Regions from separate parts of the Homo sapiens genome. Here all the other regions are linked to region 1. Evidence: chromatin loops called from intact Hi-C (ENCODE). Cell type or tissue: PC-3. All regions are shown on one strand. Each heading gives the region's core, and the rest is flanking DNA. Links, peaks and the distances in the headings are about the cores only.

Region 1 (6,514 bases), core at 23-2,522:
CAGTGATCAGGTTTGAGGACTTGGACCTTTGTTATGAGTATTCTGGTTAATTGAGAATACGACAGTTAACATTCAAAACCATCACTTGATACAGATTGTATAGAAGGACTAACTACTTATGTCCTGGTGATAGAGTGACCTCCTTCTCACATTTCACAGCATCCAAAGACTCCTTGGAAGGTTCATTTCTCAGCGGACTTCTGCTAATCACTTACTTGCAGATGTCTGAGACTTACTAAAAGAAAATACAGTGAATGCAAATTCTAACAACACAATCCTTTTAGATGTTTGGATTCTGGATAAATGTTAATTTATACACTTAGGATGGAAAGGAAAGCACACTGATAATAATCTTCAGAAGTATTTCAATAGAAAAAAGGCTGTAGAAGCCAAACAGCCCTAAAGAGTTACCAGAGTCACTTGATTATGTTCAGTTCAGTTGCAAGTATTAACTACAGGCAGATTTGCAACCACTAGAGGGCAATAAAGGAGTGATTTATGTTGGAACTTCCGCTATGGGATTGTTTAATCCTACATCTTGGCCTTTGTTAAGTTCTTTTTTACTTAGTAGCTGAGTCAGACATTGAGAGTTGAATCCTTCTCATTTGACTGTCCCTGAGAGAGATTAAATCACATGGTACTAGGACTATACAGGTACTTATGGGGGAAGTGGAAAGATACATGGGTGACTCGTACAGCAGTAGGAATTCCTACAGAGTAAGAGATAGTGTGCACGTGTCTTCTCAGCAGCTCTTCTTTGGGCTAATTGGTCCCTGTTTCTCTGCACTTGCAGATTGTTGATCTTTTACTCACCCATGGAGCTGATGTCAACATGGCAGACAAGCAGGGCCGCACTCCCCTGATGATGGCTGCTTCCGAAGGCCATCTAGGAACCGTGGACTTTCTGCTTGCACAAGGTTAGTCTTGGAATGCTAGAGCTGGCTGGCCAGTTTCCATAATTACCTGGTGAACTCATGATTTCCAGCAATGGATCCCAGGAGATGCTAAGAACAGATATTAATCCAGTTGGTTGGAAAATGAAAGGCTATCTCCTCCCCTCTTGTATTCAGTGTAATGTTTTTAACTCTGATACTCTCTATTTCCTTATGACTTGAGGGATTTAAATGAAATTAACATATTCTAAATTCTCATTCAGATCAGTAGTCTCCAAACTTTGATTTTTTAAAAATATATACTCAATAAATGTTCATCTTCCGGGGATTGTGTTCTGACTTTATCAATTCTTTTGTAAGCCTGCACAACTAATATTTTTCTTGAATTCAAAGGAGGCAAATGCCAGTGAAGATCCCTGCTGACTCTGGGATGCTATTTGGGGGATCAAGATTATTACCCTGTAGTAATAAATTCCTTTTGACACTTACCAACATCCACAAATTCCTGGTGAATGGGAAATAAGTTAAAGGAGATGATGATCACACCACCATCATAAAGTACGTCAGGCTCCTGTTGGTTGCTGTGACCTCTATCACCTGTGCATAACAGTGGCTGCTGATGATGGACCTCTGTAGTAGAAAAAGCTCATCACTGGTGACTCTGCAGTGCCATCTAGTGGAGCTTGAGCATTTACTTGAAGCAAGAGACAGAGGCAGTCATTCCAGTTAGCCTCCACTATTAGTAAACTGGACGCAAATGTCGGTAATTACATCCACAAGCACATGTACTTTCCTTCAAGAAAACCAACCTCCTGAAGAATTATGCCTAGGCCAGAGCAGCTGAGGGTAGTTTAATTAGGAAGAAATTAGGTTTCTTCTAAGATTTCAAACTACAGCTCAGTCAGAGACTTACTGGATCTTTAGCTGTATCCCTTAAGTAAGATTTTTTTCCACAGACTCAGACTCAAGGCTGGGTCAGAATCAGAGAGTTGCTCTTACAGGGTGCGAAGTGGCTCTTGCCTTCCCCATATAAGCTACCAAAGAAATTTGGCTTCATGCTCTCTCCCTTCATTCTGCTGGGGAAGCAAGGAGGAGGAAGGTTGGGCCTAGATTCTCAAGATAAGATGTGTCCAGAGTAATATTCCAGAACAAACCAAGTCCACTGAAAGAGGCAGGAACTCTTGAGCCACTGATAACCTTTAGATAGCTGCAAAGTACCTGTCATGTGCCAGTAGAGGCTCCGTAGCCATAGATTCCAGGTATTTGTTCTCCCTTACCAGTGAAGACATTTTCATCTTTGGACTGTTTCATTTTTTTCCACACTTAGAGGCTTAATGAATTCAACAAAGATTTATTTAGGCTATGTTATTAGCAGAACACTATACTAGGAACTATGAGTGGTTCTGATTTTTTTAATTAATACACTATAACCTGTGCCCTCAAAGGGTCTATAATGTGGCAGGGAAGAGATGAAACAAAGATAAATGCCTTAAAAAGCGGAGAATCCTGAGTGCTCTGATACAGGCGTCCGTTGAGTTAGACTAGGACAGACTTTGAAATTCGAAGAGGAAAAATGTTTTGTATTTAGGGAGAGGAAGTAACATAGATGAAAGGCCAAAGAGGAATGACAGGTTTGGAGAAATATGCAAGCTGTCTAGTAAAATGTAAGGGGACTACGGAAAATAAAATTGGAAAGGTATGTGGAAATGGAAAAGGACCAAGTTAGAAGAATCTGGACTTAATTCTAAAGGAATCTGGGGAGGCTTTAAAAATTTTAAATAAGGAATTGATGGCAGAGTTATGCTTTAAAAACAATCACTCTGGCAGTATGTGAACAGCAGATTTGACAAAGGAGCCAGGAGATCAGTTAGGAAGCCATCGTAATGGAACATATGAGGCATAATGAGGTCCTAACCCAAGGGCAGTAGCTTTCAGCATAGAACAAAAAAGGGCTATGTGCAAGAGGTATTTTGGATATGAAGCCTGATTAGATGTAGGAAATAAGGATAGAACAGTTAAAGATAACTCCAGAGTTGTAAGACGGACATTTGGGAGAATTGTGATTTCATTAACTGCATGAGAAAGAAAAGAGAGAAGAGGAAGATTACAAATTGGATTTTGGAAGTATTTAACATATTATGGATTTGTTTCATGTGTATCTCCTTTTAATTTCTTCTCTTTCCTTATCTTTGGAAAAATCAGTTCATCTGTAATGTACATCCAAAACTTTCTTATCCTACTCTTTCCTCCACTGGATACTTTGTCCAGGAAATTTATAGATGTTGCATCTGAGAAAACGCCTTGGATTCTGTTCCGTATTTAAACTTATTCCATATTAGAGTCAGTGTTTTAATTGCAAACTATACCATTACATAAATGGCTCTCATCAGGATTAAGGGATGGTCCCTTCCAGCTTTTCATCCTCCTGTGGGAAACCATAGACTCTAATGACCTCCAGAGATGCAAAGGTGATAGGCTAGATAACTGCTGAGTAAACCCTGAGCCTGCTGTGGCAGGTGCTAAGCTTGAGCTGACATCCGAATCCTGTCCAGCTGAGGGGGCAGCCAAGTGTCCTGGTGCAGTAAGTTGATCTCTGATGTAGTTAAATATGACATGCCTACTGTGTGAAAAGCGTTGTCTTAGGTACTCTTCTAGCAAGTAAATGATTCGCTTCTTACCATTGAAGGCCTTACAGTCTGGGTCTTAAGAACCAAATGTATATTGGATTTTAGACTGATTACAAAACAGCATGTCAGGTATGCTTGATCCTTTCAAGTGAAAATAGAAATGTTGAAGGGAAACAGATCCAGAATATGAAAGGGTGGGTGGAGAATTTAAAAGTGGGGATGGAGTTATTGAATAAGGCTGAGTAGTTTAAACTCTGAATTTTTTGTTTATTTGTATTTGTTTTTTGTTTTTGTTTTTGTCTTTTTTTAGAGGCAAGGTCTCACTCCATCACCCAGGCTGGAGTGCAGTGGCCTGATCATAGCTCACCAAAGCCTGGAACCCCTGGGCTCAAGCGATCCTCCCATCTCATCCTCCCATCTCAGCCTTCCTAGTAGCTAAGACTACAGGCTCACACCACCACCACACCTGGCTAATTTTTTAGTTTTTTGTAGAGACAGTCTCACCATGTTGCCCAGGCTGGTCTCAGATTTCTGGCCTCAAGCAGTCCTCCCACCTCGGCCTCCAAAAGTGCTGGGATTATAGGTGTGAGTTACTGCACCCAGCCAAATATTTATTTTTTTAATTGACAAGTAAAAATGGTATATGCAGTTATGTATCACTTAACAAAGGGGAGATGTTCAGAGAAATGCATTCCAAGAATTGTGTCCTTAGGTGATTTTGTCATTTGTAAACATCATAGAGTGCACTTACACAATCCTAGATGGTATAGCCTACTACACACCTAGGCTGTATAGTATAGCCTGGTGCTCCTAGGCTACAAACCTGTACAGCGTATTAACTGCACTGAGTTACTGTAAACAGTTGTAACACAGTGGTATTTGTGTAGCTAAACATATCTAACCATAAAAAGGAACAGTATTTATGGTGTACAACATGATGTTTTGATGCAGGCTGTATATCCCTTATCTGAAATGCTTAGTTATATATCGCTTATCTGAAACACTTCTGTTGGGATTTTATTTTTTGCATTTTGAAGTATTTGCATTATACTTACTGGTTGAGCATTTCTAATCCAAAAATGTGAAATCCAAAATGCTGCAATGAGTATTTCCTTTGAGTGTCATGTTGGTGCTCAAAAAGGTTCAGATTGTGGAGCATTTCTGAAATCAGATTTTCAGATGAGGGATACTCAAGCTGTATATGTATACATTGTGGAATGGCTAAATCAAGCTACTTAATGTGTGCATTACCTTACACACTTTTTTCTTCTGGTGAAAATGCTTAAAATGTACTTTCACAACAGTTTTCAAGTATATATTGTTATTAACTATCACTATGACTATAGTTAACTATAGAGTAGATTTAGTGTACTAGTTAGTAACTAGTACCGTAGATCTCTTGAACTTATTTCTTCTTTCTAAGTGAATTTTGTGTCTTTGACCAACATCTCTCCAATCCCCCCCCCCCATCTCCTAGTTTCTGGTAACCACCATTTTATTCTTTGATTCTATGAATTTAACTTTATTAGATTAAACTCTAGATTTCTTTCTTGTCCTGGGCTCAGTGTCCTCTCGTGTTTATTTCCCCCACCTGGGGAGGGAGAAGGGGCCCTGGCATCGTGATCAATGACAAACATGTCCTGGGCTCCTATTTGATGAGACTGTCTCAAGGAGTTAGCACTATTATCAATGGAAGGCTTCTGCTCAGCTCAGAAAACATTCACCGAACTCTGGTGCAGTGAGGGCCGAGGCAGGTGGATCACTTGAGGTCAGGAGTTCAAGACCAGCCTGGCCAACATGGTGAACCCCATCTCTACTAAAAATACAAAAATTAGCCAGGCATGGTGGTGCATGCCTTTAATCCCAGCTACTTAGGAGGCTGAGGCAGGAGAATTGTCTGAACCCGGGAGGTGGAGGTTGCAGTGAGCCAAGATTGGGCCACTGCACTCCAGCCAGGGCAACGGAGCAAGACTCCATCTCAAAAAAAAAAAAAAAAAAAAAAAAAAAAAGAAGCAGAAGAAAATGCTCATTGAGAATTTATTACATGCAAATAGTATACATAAAAAGAAATAATGGAATAAGTTGACTTATGTTAAGCATACTTAAGATGAGGTAGCAGTGAACTGTGAGAAGCTTCTTAGAGGCAGGAGGATGGAGATAGTTCCTAGAGAATGAGAAGTGAGGCAAGTCATGGGGGAAGAAAAGCTCTTCCACACATGGAGCAGCATGACCAAGAGTGAGGATGCAGGAGGATTTACGGGAGATCCGAGAGGCAGAGAGTGAGGATGCGGGAGGATTGACGGGAGATCCGAGAGGCAGTGAGCACATCCATTTGGCCAAAGTGGAGGATTCTCACAGGGGAATAATAAAACAGGTATAGAGAGTAATTAGGAATAGACTGTGGATGACCCTGAATACTCAGTAAAACGACTGGAATCTGTTTTATTGAAAGCTTATAGGATGAACTTTTAACAGTTGAGATACAACTGGCATACCAGCATCAGTCTTAAAATGGAAATAGTCCAGAAACGAGCAGTGTTCTTTGCAGGAGCATGCCCCTTCAGCGTACTTCCCCTCCTGCTGTGTGATTCCATGTCTCCTCAGCCCTGTGCTATCACTTGCCTTTGCAGGTGCCTCCATTGCTCTTATGGACAAAGAAGGATTGACAGCCCTCAGCTGGGCTTGTTTGAAGGGCCATCTCTCAGTAGTACGTTCTCTGGTGGATAACGGAGCTGCCACAGACCATGCTGACAAGAATGGCCGTACCCCACTGGATCTGGCAGCTTTCTATGGCGATGCTGAGGTGGTAAGTACCTTTAAACAAGCCTCAAGAGAGCAGAGAGAGGGGCTATTCTCCATCCATACTACCTGGGGTTGAAAGTGGAGTGATGTATTGATGATTCCTGATACAGAGCTCTCAGATCTATACTTGCTAGAGAGCAAGAATATTCAAAATGCTGTTAAAGATCAAGGATATAGCTAAGGCCTGAAATA
Region 2 (8,506 bases), core at 2,740-5,239, 130 kb before region 1:
TTTCTTAACTTAAAGTTCCTTGTAGATGCTGGGTATTAGACTTTTGTCAGAGACATCGTTTGCAAAATTTTCTCCCATTCTGTAGGTTGTCTGTTGACTCTGTTGATAGTGTCTTTTGCTGTGCAGAAGCTCTTTAGTTTAATTGGATCCTGTTTGTCAATTTTTGCTTTTGTTGGAATTGCTTTTGGTGGCTTCATCATGAAATCTTTAAATCTTTGCCTATTTCTTTATCCAGAATGGTATTGCCTGGGTTGTCTTCCAGGTTTTTATAGTTTGGGGTTTTACATTTAAGTCTTTAATTCATCTTGAGTGAATTTTCTTATGTGGTGTAAGGAAGGGATCCAGTTTCAGTCTTTGCATATGGCTAGCCAGTTATCCCAGCACCACTTATTAAATAGGGAGTCCTTTCCCTATTGCTTGTTTTTGTCAGTTTTATTGAAGACCAGGTAGTTGTAGGTTTGCAGTCTTATTTCCTGGTTCTCTATTATGTTCGGTTGGTCTATGCGTCTGTTTGTACCAGTACCATGCTGTTTTGGTTATTGCAGTCCTGTAGTATAGTTTGAAATCAGGTAGTGTGGTGCTTCCAGCATTGTTCTTTTTGCTTAGGATTACCTTGGCTATTTGGGCTCTCTTTTTGGTTCCATATGAATTTTAAAATAATTTTTTCTGGTTTTGTAAAGAGTGTCATTGGCAGTTTGATAAGAATAACATTGAATCTTACCAATTACTTTTGGCAGTATGGCCATTTTAACGACATTGATTCTTCCTATTCATGAGCATGAAATTTTTTTTATTTGTTTGTGTCATCTCTGATTTCTTTGAGCAGTGTTTTGAAGTTCTCCTGATAGAGATAATTCACCTACCTGGTTAACTGTATTCCTAGGTATTTTATTCTGAAATAGTTTTTTAATCACAATTCTGGTTTTAAATGATCCTAGAGATGGTAGTTAATGCTTATATACACTGTAGTATACCCAGTAGATAACTAAGTTTATTGACTGACTGATTTCAAGTGTAGAGAGTGTCTGAAATAATATCCTCTGGATGTATGTCCAAAGAACATTTGAGGTGACAAGCCATGCATTGATTGGGAACTTCATATAGGCAGAATCTTGTACTATTCTGTTAAGAGCAGTGTTTCTCAAACTTTTTGGTCCCGGGAGCCTTTTATACTCATAAAAAAATTACACAGGCGGCTATGGCTGTCCCTGTAATCCCAGCACCTTAGAAGGCCAAGGTGGGAGGCTTACTTGAGCCAGAAGTTCAAGACCAGCCTAGGCAACATAGGCAACATAGCCTAGGCAACAACCCTGTCTCTACAAAAAAATTTAAAAATTAGCCATGCATGGTGGTAGTCCTAGCTACTCAGGAGGCAGAGGTGGGAGGATCACTTGAGCCTGTGAGGCCAAAGCTACAGTGAGCCATGAGCCATTATTGCTCCACTGCACTCCAGTCTGGGTGATAGAAGGAGACCCTGTCTCATTTTTAAAAAATTATTGAGCTTATATTTATATGGGATAAATTGATATTATCATATTAGAAATTAAAAATAATATGTTAAATATACTTTGTTTAAAATAATGTTTTAAAATAATAATAGGGATTGTTGAAATAACTCATTTATTCATTTTTTTATAAATAATAGACCCATTACATGTTAAAGTTATGTAAGCTGTGGAAAATTCCACTGTACACTTGTGAAAGAATGAGAGTGGAAAAAGGCAAATAACCTCTTAGTACTGTAAATATAGTTTTGACTTTGCAAACTCCAAGAACATATCTCAAGAATCTAGGGATCCCCAGATGACGCTTTTATTTTATTTTAGGATCACAATGTTTAAAAACAAGTTTTGTTGGCTCTACACCTCCAAAGAGCTCCCAAATCCAACTACTTTTCACCTCCTTCAATACTGCCTCTCACTGAGACTATTGCAGTAGGCGAGCTTAGTGGCTCTCACAGTGTGGTCCTGGGACCAGCAGGAGTGGCATTATCTAGGAAGTTTTCAGAAATGCAGATTCTTTAGCCCCATTCCACACCTACTGAATCAGAAATTCTGAGAATGGGGCTGGCAAGCCGTGTCTTAAACCTTGCAGGTGATTTTGCAGATCACACTTTTAAAACCACTAGTTTAGAGGATGTCATTGTAATTGAAGATAAGCTTTATGCCTCAAGGTCCATCAGTCTATTTACAAAAGTGCAAAAATGCGTAGTTTGAGAGCTGGTTACATGTTATTCATGAACATGATTTAACAATACAGGCATAATTAATTTAACAGGTGCCTTAATAGTAACTGCAGTTGTTTGATGATAATGGTAGTCTTTTGACTGCTGAAGCAGAAGTTGGGATAACATCTCCAAGTGGGATATTAACATCAACATTGCTTCATTAGTTAAAAAGTCCTTTTTTTTTTTCACTCTTCAAGACAGCTGTTTTGAACAACTGTTCTACAAAAATTGATATTTCCAGAAACCCGGCCCAACGGGGGAGAGGTCATGTGAGTCAACTGTCCAAAGCAACTTAACAGATTCCTAGCTGTCAACCATCCAAGAGCTTGAATACTAATGATAAAAGTCATAGAAGATTGTGTACTAGTACAGAGTATATAGCTAGCTAACCTACTACAAGCGCCTTTTCTAGTCCCAAAGCCTAATGTCTTTGATAGATATTAATTTGAATTAATTTAACTAATAAAGTTTTTAACTTAAAATTTTAAAATTAGGCTAGGCATGGTGGCTCACACCTGTAATCCCAGCACTTTGGGAGGCCAAGGTGGAGGGATCACCTGAGGTCAGGAGTTCGAGACCACCCTGGGCAACATGGTAAAACCCCATCTCTACTTTAAAAAAATACAAAAATTAGCCAGGCATGGTGGCGTGGGCCCATAGTCCCAGCTACTCAGGAGGCTGAGACTTAAGAATCACTTGAACCTGGGAGGTGGAGGTTGCAGTGAGCCAAGATCGTGCCACTACACTCCAGCCTGGGCAACAGTCTCAAAAAAATTGTTTTAATTATTTTTGGCTTCATGTTTTTAAATTTAATCACCATTAGGTTAATGTGGAGTTATGCTAAAAATTATCCACCTGAAAATGTCCACTCTTTCTGATCATCTTAATGAAAGCTCTCTCATTCCGCAGAGAAAGATAGAAACTAAGTTTGCTGCCTATTACAAGGAAGGAAGAAATAGTTTATTTTTATGGATAAATGTAATAAATCTTATGATGGATTATATAAAGGGAACCAGGAGGAGTTAAAATATACAAGGCAAATTGTAGCATAGTGACTTTGAATGGTAGCTACGTGGGTTAAATTAACAACAAATTATTAATATTGAGACCCTAACCTGCCTGGTCTTAAGTTACAACCACACTCTTCTACTTGAAGAAATTATATATTGCTAATTAAAACTTCATTTCTCAATATATGGTGGTTTCCTTAGAACTTTTACTAAATCTCATTACATAAAAAGCCATTCAGAGGCTTTGTGTTTAGTTATTAGCTACTTTAATAGACACTAGGTTGGAGGGCATATGTACAAATGATAGTCTGATTCATTGGCAGAATTTATGTGAAATTGGCCCTGCCACAGTTAACTTGGTTTTATCAAAGCAATAAATTTAATTTTTATCAAATCTGTGCTTCACACCATTTATGAGTCCCGTACTGTTCTGAAACAATGAATCCTTTATGATGATGACTAAGATGCATGTCATGAAGCTAAATGCTCTTACATTAGCCTACTGAGTCACACATCCCTGAGGTTGCTTAGTCATCTTGATCATTGCCTGGCTGGCTCTCACATTTACAAGGGAATATTTCCATCAGTCTTTTCTACCTCATTGTTCATTATTTCATCCCTACAAGTAAGATTAAATTTTCTTAAGTAGATTCAAAACCCAAGGATAAGGTTGCATGCACATAACTTCCTATAGTAAATATTATATGGGTAGATTGTAAGTTTTAGTTGTATGAGGTTGTTCCCCTCACCCCCAACCAGCTCTTCTGCAGAGAAGACTGTGAAGTAACATGAACAAAACTCTCATCATGACATCTAACTCTGCAAGATATCTCACTGGAAATACTTTAAAATGCCTTGAGTGCAGTAAAGAAAAATAACACACTCTTAACCTATTTTGATGTTTTGATCTAAATTAAAGAATAAACTTCCCAATTAATCTTATTATTTTCCTCAAAAGTGACTAGGTCTATTAAAGTAACCATAATGCCAATAAATTTACTTAGATAAGACTTTGCAAAAAAATTTTGTAATTCAGTAAAATGATCTAAGTTTTTTAATCTTGTAGTATATAAAAGGTTTGTTGTGAAATAACTTCCCCAGATGCTCATAAAATTACAGAACTAGATGATTTCATTTTAAGGCCACAAACGAAAGGCTATTTCATCAATGAGAGTTCACTTTAAAATGTTTTATCTTAAATTTCAACGAATTAAAATACCCAGTTTTTATATTCCCAAAAATAAATGTTGTATATCACCTTAAAAGCCAACACTCTAAGAGCACAATACTTAAAACAACTGTATTGCCATAGTTATAAATATTTTATCAAATATTTCCTATTTTAAAACCTTTACTGTTTTATGTTTTCTCTACATTTTCAGGTATTAAATGTGAGGAAGCATATAAAAAAGCAGCAACCTTTGGGAGAATTGGGTTTTCCCTTTCTTTTTTTTTTTTTTTTAACTGTTCTCCAAAGATCTTTGTTCTCTTTCTGAAAATTCCACTCAGCAGTGACTGCAGATTTTTCTCAACAAATGTTTTCCCATAAGACCAATGTCAGAAAGCTGAAATTTAATATGGAAGTTATTCAAAGATTCAAAGTAAGATTTTTTTCAGAGTAAAATAAGCCTTCCCCCTTTTTTATCCCCACATTAATAGAAGGCAATGGACTTTTTAAAACACTAAGACAAATGTTAACAGTGAGACACTCTTCAAAAGGTGTAAAAGTGATAGCATACATTTATTGGAGTTCTTACTCTTTGTGGGCACAGTGCTTAGAGCTTTAAACATATTCTTATTTAATCCTCACAACTCTTTAAGTAGTGGTAATAAGGAAACTATGTCATAGACAACTTAATATAAAAAGCAATCGGTAATACAGTAATAGCAGTACATTGGCTTATGGTAGATACTCTGTACTCTGCGGTATTGGAGATGGCAAAGACTGTTGAATATTTCAGCAGGAGCTGTGGTCAGAGAGGATACTTGATTCATTCACCCAAACCAGCTTCGACTCCTCTCTTCCTAAATAGTACTTCAGTTTTCCTCTCACTTGAGCTTTAAATCTTGGAGTCAGCATTGAAGCACCATCTACATTATCTCCTATATGCAGTCAGGACCAGACCCTGAGGGTTCAGCTCTCACAGAGTTTCTCACATTCTTTCCATATTCTCCATTCTCAATATTGCTAATTAGCTTGCCTCCCTCCTCTGGTCTTTCCATCTTCTTCTTTTTTTTTTTTTTTAACTTTTATTTTAGGTTCCGGGGTGCGTGTGAAGGTTCATTACATAAGTAAACTTGTGTCACGGGGGTTTGTTGTACAGATTATTTCGTCACCCCGGTATTAAGCCGAAGACCCATCAGTTATCTTTTCTGCTTCTCTGGTCTTTCTGTCATCTAATCAGTATAATGCCTGGCTGCCAAAGTAATCTTTCTAAAATGCAGCTCAGAATCATGTCATTTCTCTGTCTTAAGTTATCATTGCCAGCATCCTTGTTCAGTTAGTGTGCAGGAATAGAAATTAGCAACATTTAAAAGCAGTTTTGAAGAAAACAAGTTACAGTTTATTACCTTTAAAATTAACTCATTGATACTTAAGAAAAGCTAAAAAAAAAAAATTTAAAGAATAGACACTGCCAGATGGACAATGAAATGGAACATGTAATGGAAAAGAACTAAAGGAACAGAGATAGTAAGATAATGTATAAGAACATGCCAACACAATGCTTAATGAATTTTATTAATTCAGCAAAAAAAAAAACAAAGACTAAAATTATTTCTATGCCAGATGAGTCATCAGTATTTGGCATCAGTATTTTTAGTACTTAAAAAGAGGTAACAGGCCGGGTACAGTGGATCGTGCCTGTATTCCCATCATTTTGGGAGGCTGAGGCAGGAGGATCACTTGAGGCTAGGAATTCGAGACCAGCCTGGGCAACATAGTGAGACCTGTCTTTACAAAAACTTTAAAAATTAGCCATGCACGGTGGTACACGCCTGTAGTCCCAACTACTCAGGAGGATCACTTGAGTCCAAGGCTGCAGCTTCAGTGAGCTATGATTGTGTCACCACACTCCAGCATGGCTGACAGAATGAGGACCTGTCTTAAGGAGAAGGATAAGGAGAAGCAACAGAGTAACAAGGCAATCTATGGAATAGGAGAAAATATTTTCAAACCATGTATCTGATAGGAGTTAATATCCAGAATATATAAGAAACTCCTACAACTCAGTAGCAACAAAACAATGTTTAAAAATGGACAAAGGACTTACATAGACATTTCTTCAAAGAAGACATACAAATAGCCAATAGGTATATGAAAAAATGCTCAATATCACTTATTGTCAGGGAAATGCAAATCAAAACCATAATGAGATAGTACCTCACACCTGTTAACATGGCCATTATTTAAAAAAAAAAGAAAGAATAACAAGTGTTGGTGAGGATGTAGAGAAATTGGAACCCCATACACTGTTGGTGGGAATGTAAAATGGTGCAGTTGCTATGGAAAACAGTATGGAGGTTCATCAGATATTTAAAATAGAACTGCCATATGATCCAGCAATCCCACTTCTGGGTATTTTTCCAAAAGAACTGAAATCAGGGTCTCAGAGATATTTTCACTCCTATGTTTATTGCAGCATTATTCACAATTGCCAAGAGACAGAAACTACCTAAATGTTAAAGGATGAATGGATCAAGAAAATGTGGTCTATATATCAATGGAAAAGAGATCCTGTAATATGCTACAATATGAATGAAACTTGAGAACATTCTGCTAAATGAAGTAAGCCAGTCACAAAAGGACAAATATGACATGATTCCACTTACATGAGGCATCTAAAGTAACCATCAGAATAGAAAGTAGAATAGTGGTTGCCAGGAGCTGGGGGAAAGAGGAAATGGGGAGTTCCTGTTCAATGGGTATAAAGTATCAATCATGAAAGATGAAAAAGTTCTAGAGGTCTGCTGTACAACATTGTGCTTATAGTTAGCCATGCTGTACTATTCACTTAAAAATTTAAGAGGGTAGCTTTGTGCTTTAATTAGCCTCTCCCCCTATGGAAGAACAAACATCAGGAGTAGGCAACAGATGGCACTGAAACGTGAAGGTGAGGGGAAGTCCATGATGCTGCCAAGACTCCTGAAAGTGATTGAGAAATGTGTAAAGTGAAAAGACTTGAGCAGAGTTCGTCATCAAGAATGGGAAGACAGGATGAAAGCATGACCATCACTAGCATTTACTGAGCATTTACTATGTACCAGGTTTCATGCTAATAACTACATTATCATGACAGCCCCATGAGGTATATGTATCCCCTTTTACAGAGTAAGAAATCAAGATGGAGAGAGGAGTTAAGTAATTTGCAAAAGGTCACAGAGTTGTTATGTCTGAGCATATAACCTACCCTGATATAATACCTGTGGTTAAATGATCTTAGGGGCTATAAATTAGAAACAGAGGATTGTGACCCAAAGGAGAGGTAAATTAAGATATATAGAGAGTGTAGCTGATCTAGTAAAAGGAAAAAGCTCTAAGCCTTGCTAGGAAATACTAAACTCCTGAAACCCCATGCTTTTATATAGCACCTGTCATATCACATAATGTTTTCAAAGGACTGAAAGTCTTAGACTAGGTGCAGCAATCCTCACTGGTGAGCACTGTACAGAAAGGACACCTCAACAAGGAACATAGTGTTTTCAAAAATAAACTGATTGTTCCCAAGGAGTCCCCCCCACCCATTTTTAACTTTTATTCCCCTATGTCTTATGAGTGAGATAAAAGTTTTAGATCAAATTCTAGAAAGGTCTTAGATTGAGAATCATCAGCTCTAGAGAGTTCTTTTCAGAGACATGCCTGACTTCATTGACCCTGTTTTTTACGAAAGATTATGGGGAAGTGGGGAGAAATGAAGTGGCAAAGGGATTCTGTGAAGGAACAAGGGAAATAACATTTGAGTCATGGTTAGTTCATAGTCAGTATCACTCAATTCTCATATGTTTAAAATCTGATTCACGTAAAGCTTTTTTTAGCACTAAGAAAGAATCTTAAAGATTTCATCCAAGTCCTTTGTTTCACATTTAATGAAACTGCCTCCAAAAGCAGTTAATTCCACTTGCCCAGGGTAATAGAATAATAAACCATGAACTAGAATCCAGATCTAACTTAGTTCATTTCTCTCTTACCCTCTCCACGATTCTGTTACACTCTCGAATTTCACAGATTTGCCAAATCTCAGGATGAAATGTACTTTTCAGTCTAAATAGT
Region 3 (8,506 bases), core at 2,740-5,239, 320 kb before region 1:
CTTTAGTTAGTTACATAGATTCTGATAAGTAGTATTTTCATTTAGTTCAAAAATACCCTTTTGATTTTTTCTTTGACCCATGTGTTATTTAGAAGTATGTTGATGTAGTTTCCAAACATTTGGAAGTTTTTCAGATATCTTTCTCTTATTGATTCTTACTTAAATTTCATTGTGATCAGAGGACAAACTTTCTGTAGGTTGAATCATTTTAAATTTGTTAAGACTTGTTTTATGGCCCAGGAAATGATCTATTTTAATAACTGTTCTGTGTGCGCTTTAAAAGAAAGTGTATTATGCTGTTTTAGGGTGGAAGGTTCTATAAATGTCAACCTGATCACGTTGATTGATAGTGTTATTTAAGTCTTCTATCTTCTTGCCGATTTTCTTTCTACTTGTTGAACAGCAAGGAATATTGAAATCTCAGGCTATAACTGTGGATTTGTCTATTTCTCCTTGCAGTTCTGTCACATTCCTTGTACCACTGGTCCTCTGATAAGAAAAATTCCTCTTCCTCAGAGATTTATGTGTCTCTTCAGCTATAGCTGCTGGTTGTGAGATGGGCTTGCTTAGGAACAGGGCTGGATGAGAAAGGTAAAAGAAGAAAAAGCCAGGGGATTTCCCCCATTCACGCAGTCCCATATAGAGGCCCTCCATTCCCACTTTCTAACCAGAAAGAGAAGACTTATTTTGTATCTCTTTGTGTTTGTTCCTGGTGTGTAGCTCCAGGATTTGGATTCAGGCTTGGGGTTTGGGGTACATAAAAAACAGCTGGAAACTCATTGCTGAACTGGTTGTACTTTAAGTTCTAGTTTTCTTCCACAGTTTGCCCACTATTGTTTTCTTTTCTGAGTCTCAGATTGCTGGTTCATCATTCTTTCCAGGATTTTCAGTTATATTCAGGGGTTTTAGTTACATTCAGTTAAGGCATAGTGTGCTTACTTCATCTTAACCTTCTGTTTTATTACAATATAGATAGCACTCAAAATATTTTAAAATTAGTATGCATGAACATCAACCTACCAGGACAGATGCTAGTTCATTCAGAACAAACGCTAGCTGTAGACAGCTGATCCCCATATAGGTGCATACTGCCTGATAATCTGCCCTGCCTGATTGTGGATACAGTTTCTATTTCATGTTTCTTCTCCAGTAGCAGCAGAAATATATGTTGTCTGTTGGACTGTGCCAATGTCTTACCCTCTGTGCATGAGGGTCCTTTTCTTTCCTTTGTGTTAACAAGTTCCTTGGTCTCTGATCTGTCTCTCTGGTACAGTGGATTTTGACTCAAACATGCTCATACTCACTGTTCCAGTTTAGGGGCAGAGACCTCCAATGTCTTCTGCTTATTATATGTAGGAGATGGGAGACAGGCTCTTGAAATGTGACTGTAAAACTGATTGTGTTAGTTTAACCCCAGTATGACTGCCGCAGGTTAGGTGGTTATTTTCTACTTTCCAATAGCGTATTATATATAATTGCACTATATTACTTACTATATTTTGTCTTATTTGTCTATTGGGTCTCCATTTTTCCTAGTAATGTAAGAGTTTATTAATAGCAGGGTCTTTGCATACAGAACAGTGCTAGTGCCTTGTATTTAGGTTATCAAGTTTGATGAAGGAAACTACAATTCCTGGAATTCGGATTCTGTATTTCAGAAATCTTGAGTTACTTTATCAGAGTTGGTTTTTTTGTTTGTTTTACTGGCTCCATTTTCTGCATTAAATGATTTTTTTCATTAGTGATCATATATATGTAAGCAACTTACTTGGTTCTAGACATTAAGTGGGTAGATGAACCAGCATGATATGATTGAAACCCAGTTTTTATTTTCTTTTGCAAAAATAGCATTATGCAGGCATTGAGTTCTGGTGTACAAGATGTGTACTGGTGTAATGATGTCCACGAAACCAGCTCATGCTGGAAGATGGGAAAATGCGGACGATGTGGCTTTGCATGATTTCCATTATTTGTAGCCAACTTTATTTGATTAATACATGCTGGTGTGTCAATAGAACTAGTATATTAAATTGTCAAATATACTATATTCTGATCCTCTTTCCTTGCAAATATGTAAAATATTTAGTAGAAATGAGATGTTTATGCTCTTGAAACACACAAATTATTCTTCAGTCTGGAAAGTTACAGTGATTTCTTTATTGAACCAACTGTGGTTAATTACGTAGAGTGACAAGGAAATTATTTCAATATTCAGTGTATTATTTCTTTATCTCAGTATAAGAATATATCTAGTATAGTAGCATTACTAATGAATAAGACCGTTCTGTTTATGTGCCAGGTTGTAAACTAGGTGCATAATCCTCATTTAATTATCAGAATAGTGTTGTGAAAGTACTATTATTTTCCTACAGGAAATATTAATTTTATATTATATTCTGGCTTTATAGTTATCTACATCCCAAGTTTCAAATCAGTATTGTTGGTAGCATGTATTTAGAACCTTTTCATTCTGATATATAAAGTATATATTTGTTTGTTGGTGGTTGGATAATATTTGGAAGATCTGAGCTTAAATGATAAATCCCTCTGAAATATCTTTATTGCTTGTTCTGTATTTCTTCAGAAATTTAATTTGTTGTAGATTTTTTAAATTAAAACACTATTTTTATAAAATTAAACTTGAGATGCCTTTTGGAATACGTAGCCCCAACTTGAGGCCAATAATTCATTATTATTTAGAATGTTAGGGATATGTCTTAGAATGTATTGTTATAGTTTCATTAATTTTTTAAAAAGTTAATTTATACCAAACAATGTAGACATTTAAAAAGGATATGTTAAGGCTTCTTCCTGTTCCACTCTCCTAAAGTAACAAATACCTACATTCAGTTTGTATCTTTCCATGTTTTCCTCTGAGCTCATACTGGCATATGCAAGGATGCGTATGCATATATAAACCAGTTTGAAGGTTTTTGAAAAATAAAATGCAGTTTTAGTTCTCCCCTTCTCTCTCAATTAACAGTATAGCATGGCCATCCCTCCAGGAACATACTTAAATTCTTAATTTCTTAAAATCTGTATATTGGTTGATAGTCTAAGTAACCCATTATGTATTCCACTGTTTCCGCATATATGAGTGTTCAGATTTGCAAAGTGATTATGATAATTAATTTATAATCTTAAGCTCTTGGAATACGTAGCCCCAAGCACATTTTGTATCAGAACATATTAAATAGACTATTTAGCTTATGATAATTGGCCCAATTAACACTAGAAGCCTTGTAGAAGCCGCTCCTTGCTTATTCACCTTTATGATAGAAAAGGAATAAAAGCATGACAACTAAAAAGTTTGGAAGGCCGGGCACGGTGCCTCATGCCTGTAATCCCAGCACTTTGGGAGGCCCAAGGCGGGTGGATCACGAGATCAGGAGATCAAGACCATCCTGGCTAACATTGTGAAACCCCGTCTCTACTAAAAATACAAAAAAAAAAAGTTAGCTGGGCGTGGTGGCGGGCGCCTGTAGTCCCAGCTACTTGGGAGGCTGAGGCAGGAGAATGGCATGAACCCGGGAGGCGGAGCTTGCAGTGAGCCAAGGTCTTGCCACTACACTCCAGCCTGGGCGACAGAGCGAGACTCCATCTCAAAAAAAAGAAGTTCAGAAAAGGTATGAACATCTAGAAAGATTTTATTTTAAAATATTCTTATGTGAATTTTTCTGGTAAGAGATAAAAGTTATAAAAAAACTTTGTAAGTCTTTTTGAAGGGTCATAAACAGTTGGATAAGAAATTATTAGGAAGGTATCTATTGGTAAAGCCTGGGGAAAATTATTATAGAGTTGATACATTTTTTGTTTTGTTTCATATGAAGAGCAGTTGGTTTTAATGTTTTTTTCCTAGTGAAAGTTTGAAGAGCTAGTTCCCACAAGGGGGCAGAATAAGACAAACCTGAAAACCTTCACACTATAAACACAGAAGTGGTAAATAATGTAACAAAATTTATTTTAAATTTATAGTTGATTTATTAAGAAGGAAGGGGAAATCACAAGGAGCTAGAAATGAGCAGAGAGGTAATTTTCTGATCGTCCTATGAATGGTACCATATATTGGCATATGTACCTACCTGTCCCCCGGCACATGTATGGACTGTAGGGTGATCATTCAGCTGTGGCCTTAGATTAGTATTGATGAGTGGAAGTTCATTTTGCTAAGTCCATGTATAAACTCCATCCCTTTGTTAATGAGGGTAGGGTAGAGTGGCTGGTTAGGCCATTTTCATTGGCTGAGACTGACTGAGTCCCCAGAACAGGCCATCTTGTTTACCAGGTTAAGCAGCCCCTTCTCTGCTGTGTTTGCTCTTTGTCAGGTATTCACATGGGGCATAGATTACTTCATGTGTGTTCCCTTTCAAAGAGATACAGCCAAATTCTTTGACACCAGATATCTTTGTAATCAGTTTTCTAATTGTTCCAAGTCTCTGAATATCCAGTAAAACCATTAAACACTGTCCATGAGTCAGTATAGAACAGTACCTCTGTTATCTCTCCTTACAATCAAAATGGACAATCAGGCCCTGCTCAAATTTCTGCCACAGGGAGGGCTTCACTTCTTCACTTCACCACTCCTTCAGGACCACCCCTGAATGGGGCTGCTGTGCTGTTGTCATCTACGTGTCATGCAGAGCCATGACATAACTACTCTGCCAGTCACTTCCTGTAGCTGTGTCTTCATCCAGACCAAGTGATGAGAGAACAGACAGAGAAAAAAGCAACAGCAATGAGGATGTACTTCACACCCTTGGGACCACAACTCCTGGGATAAGAGAAAAAGATTCCCTTCTCTCAGACTTCAGGTGCTTGCCCAGTCACCACTACCATATCCGCCTGGGAACTGGGATGGAAGAAAAGGGGGAAAGGGAAAAAAAGGGGGAGATTTCCTCCAGTCTCTTGGAGCCATAAGGGCCCCTTTTTCTGGTCCTCAGACCAGAAAGGGAGGGATTCTCTTGGAGTTTTTTCTGATCTTACCCAGTAGATACTTCTCTGAGTTTTGAGCTCTCCAAGCCAGGTAAAATGCAAGGAAAAAACATAGTAAACTCAGTACCACTTCAGAACTTTAAGTTCTGTGCTCCTTCCCCAGTCTGCCTGATAATATTTGTTTTCAGTCTTCAGACGGCTTTTGGATATTGTCAAATGCTTTTTATGGATCTGATCATATGGATATGATCATGTGATTTTTCTTCTTTAGCCTGTTCATGTGATTGATTTTGTTAATTGATTTTCAAGTGTTGAGCTAGTCTGGCATACCTGGTATAAATACCACTTAGTCATGGTGTGTAATTCCTTTTATACATTTTTGGATTTGATTTGTAAATATTTTATTGAGAATTTTTGCACGTACGTTCATGAGAGAAATTTCTGTAGTGTTCTTGTTGTATCTGTCTGGTTTTCATATTAGGATAATGCTGACCTTATAGAATAAGTTAGGAAGTAGTCCTTCTGCTTCTACCTTTTGAAAAAGATTGTAGAGAATATGTGTAATTTCTTCCATAAATGTTTAGTAGAATTTACCAGTGAACCCATCTGGGCCTGGTGCTTTCTGTTTTGGAAGGTTACCAGTTACTGATTAAATTTATTTAATAGTTATAGGCCTATTCAGATTGTCTATTTTTTCTTGTAAGAATTTTGCCAGATTGTGTTTTTCAAGGAATTGGTCATTTTATCTAGGTCATCAAATTGTGGGTGTAGAATTGCTTATAATATTCCTGTATTATCCTTTTAATGTTCATGAAATCTGTGGTGATACCCCTCTTTCATTTCTGGGATTAGTAATTTGTGTCTCTTTCTCTCTCTCTCTTTTTTAGCCTGGCTAGAAGCTCCTCAATTTTATTGATCTTTTCAATTTTTTTTCTTTTCAAAGAACCAGGACTTGGTTTTGTTGATTTTTCTCTATTGATTCCCATTTCCAATTTCATTGATTTCTGCTCTAGTTTTTATTATTTCTTTTCTTCTGCTTGCTTTGAATTTAATTTGCTCTTCTTTTTCTAGTTTCCTAAGATAGATGCTTAGATTATTGATTTTAGATCTTTCTTTTCTAATATATATTAAGCACTATAAATTTCAGTCTATCACTGCATCCCGCAGATTTTGAAAAGTTGTATTTTTATTTAGTTCAAAATATTTTAAAATTTCTTTTGAGATTTCTTCTTTGAACTGTGTGTTATTTAAATGTGTGTTTACTATCCAAGTATTTTGGGATTTTTCAGCTATCTTTCTGTTATTGATTTCTAGTTTAATTCTGTTGTGGTCTTAGAGCAACCATTGTATGATTTCTATTCTTTTGAGTTTGTTAAGGTGTACTTTATTGCCCAGAATGTGTTCACTTGTAATGAACATTCCATGTGCGCTTGAAAAGAATGTGTATTCTGCTGTTGTAATGTGAAGTAGTCCATAGGTGTCCATTATAACCAGTTGATGGATGGTGCTGTTGAGTTCAACTGTGTCCTTACTGATTTTCTGCCTGCTGGATCTGTCCATTTCTGATAGAAGGCTGTCAAAGTCTCAAGTGTAATAGTATATTCCTCTATTTATCCGTGTAGTTCTATCCATTTTTGCCTCATGTTTTGATTCTCTCTTGTTACATACTCATCAGTCAAGACTGTTAAGTCTTGTTGGGGAATTGACTCCTTTAAAGTTAGTTTTTTGTAAGTAACACATTAGTTGGGTCTGTTTTTTTGACCCATTGTTACAATCTCTGACTTTTAATTGGTATATTTAGATTATTGACCTTTGAAGTGATTATTGATATAGTTGGATTATTATCTGCCATACTTGTTACTATTTTCTGTTTGTTGCCCTTCACAGTTTCTATTCGTCTTCTACTCTTTTCTGCCATTTGTTGTTTTAATTCAAAATTTTATATAATTCCATTTTCTTTCCTTTCTTATATCACTTCTTTTTTCACCTTTTTTAGTGGCTGCCTAAAATTTGCAATATATATTTACATAAATTTAAGTTCACTTTCAAATAATACTGTACTATTTCACAGGTAGTACAGATACTGTGTAATAACAAAATATCCCTAATTCCTCCCTGGCATCCCTTATATCATTGTTGTCATTTATTTTACTCACACACACACAAGCATACATGCACATGTGTGTCTGTATGTGTGTGTGTATATGTATATTATACATATACACATAGCACACACAAGCATACATAATCAAATATATTGTTGCTATTATTATTTTGAACAACTTATGTGTTAGAACAATTAAGAATTTTTTAAAAAGTCTTTATCTTCACGTATTCATTCTCTAAGGCTTATCCTTTCTTTATGTAGATCAGACTTTCTGACCTATATCATTTTATTTCTCTGAAGAACTTTTAACATTTCTTGCAAGGCAGGTCTTCTGGCAACAAATTTTCTGTTTTTGTTTGGGAAAGTCTTTATTTCTCCTTCACTTTTGAAGGATGATTCTGCAGGGTATAGAATTCTAGGTTTGTTTTTTTTTTAACCACTTTATTTCATTCTATCTTTTCTTGTATTGTTTCTGAGGAGATATCAGGTATATTAATAATTTTTTCTTTGCTTTCCTGTAGGTAAGGTTTTTTTCCCTCTGGTTTAAGATGTTTTTGTTTCTCTTTGATTTTCTGAAGTTTGAATGTGTTTTACTGAAGCATAGTTTGTTTGGCATTTATCCTGCTGGGAGTACTCGGAGCTTTCTGGTCTATGGTTTGGTATCTGACATTAATTTGGGGAAATCTTCAGTCATTATTGCCTTAAATATTTCTTCTTCTGTTATTCCCATTATGCATATTTACACCTTTTGTAGTGGTTCCACAGTTCTTAGGTGTTCTGTTCTTTTTTCTGTTTGCTTTTCAGTTTTGAATGTTTTTATTGACATATCCTGAAGCTCAGACTCTTTCCTCAGCCACGTCCAGTCTGCTAATGAGGCCATTAAAGGCATTCTTAATTTCTATTCTAATGTTTTTGATGTACGTTTTCTTATTCTTTCATAGAAGTTCCATCTACTTATATTACTCATCTGTTCTTGCATGTTATCTACTTTTTTTCATGAAAGCCCATAGCATATTAATCATAATTGTTTACATTTATAGTCAGAACCAGTTTATAGCAGGGTGTTTAATCCCTGCTGTTGAGAGGTGAAGCCAGCTGGACTTCCTGGGTCAAGTGGGGACTTGGAGAACTTTTCTCTTACAAGAGGTTTGTAAAACACACCCATTAGTGCTCTGTAGCTAGCTAGAGGTTTGTAAAATGCACCAATCAGTGCTCTGTAAAAACACACCAATCAGCGCTCTGTAGCTAGCTAGAGGTTTGTAAAATGCACCAATCAGCATTCTATAAAATGGACCAATCAGCACTCTGTAAAATGGACCAATCAGCAGGACATGGGCGGGGACAAATAAGGAAATAAAAGCTGGCCACCCCAGCCTGCAGCGGCAACTCACTGGCGTCCCTTTCTGTGCTGTGGAAGCTTTGTTCTTTTGCTCTTCACAATAAATCTTGCAGCTGGTCACTCTTGGT

Evidence for each region. Hi-C counts contacts between places; a loop is a spot of excess contacts. Peaks named below come from ENCODE experiments on the same cell type or tissue, not always from the same donor. Only the 100,000 strongest peaks of a DNase experiment are listed, where the experiment ranks them.
Region 2: a loop joins it to region 1, with 5 times the contacts of the local background. A loop is called at or near these places in 6 of 110 quality-filtered maps.
Region 3: it touches region 1 in a loop (9-fold over the local background); 71 of 110 quality-filtered maps call a loop at or near these places.

Annotation. Positions count from the first base shown.
Region 1 is chr17:63,405,361-63,411,874 of GRCh38, forward strand. It overlaps TANC2 (tetratricopeptide repeat, ankyrin repeat and coiled-coil containing 2), which reads left to right. Exons shown (of 28, transcript NM_001394998.1): 21 at 794-917; 22 at 6,151-6,326. The region is part of intron 2 of LOC105371856 (a long non-coding RNA gene); the gene reads right to left. Among named protein-coding and RNA genes, the nearest start is that of CYB561, 38 kb to the right of the region's middle. In PC-3, for the core only: CTCF peaks have their summits at 468 (motif pointing right), 670, 1,567 (motif pointing left) and 1,768; DNase peaks (open chromatin) are centred at 611 and 1,561; H3K27ac peaks cover 556 bases.
Region 2 is chr17:63,271,812-63,280,317 of GRCh38, forward strand. The region is part of intron 9 of TANC2 (tetratricopeptide repeat, ankyrin repeat and coiled-coil containing 2); the gene reads left to right. Among named protein-coding and RNA genes, the nearest start is that of CYB561, 170 kb to the right of the region's middle. In PC-3, for the core only: no CTCF peak of the experiment used is centred there; a DNase peak (open chromatin) is centred at 3,730; H3K4me3 peaks cover 543 bases; H3K27ac peaks cover 2,500 bases.
Region 3 is chr17:63,078,567-63,087,072 of GRCh38, forward strand. The region is part of intron 3 of TANC2 (tetratricopeptide repeat, ankyrin repeat and coiled-coil containing 2); the gene reads left to right. Among named protein-coding and RNA genes, the nearest start is that of TANC2, 120 kb to the left of the region's middle. In PC-3, for the core only: CTCF peaks have their summits at 3,890 (motif pointing right) and 4,095; no DNase peak of the experiment used is centred there.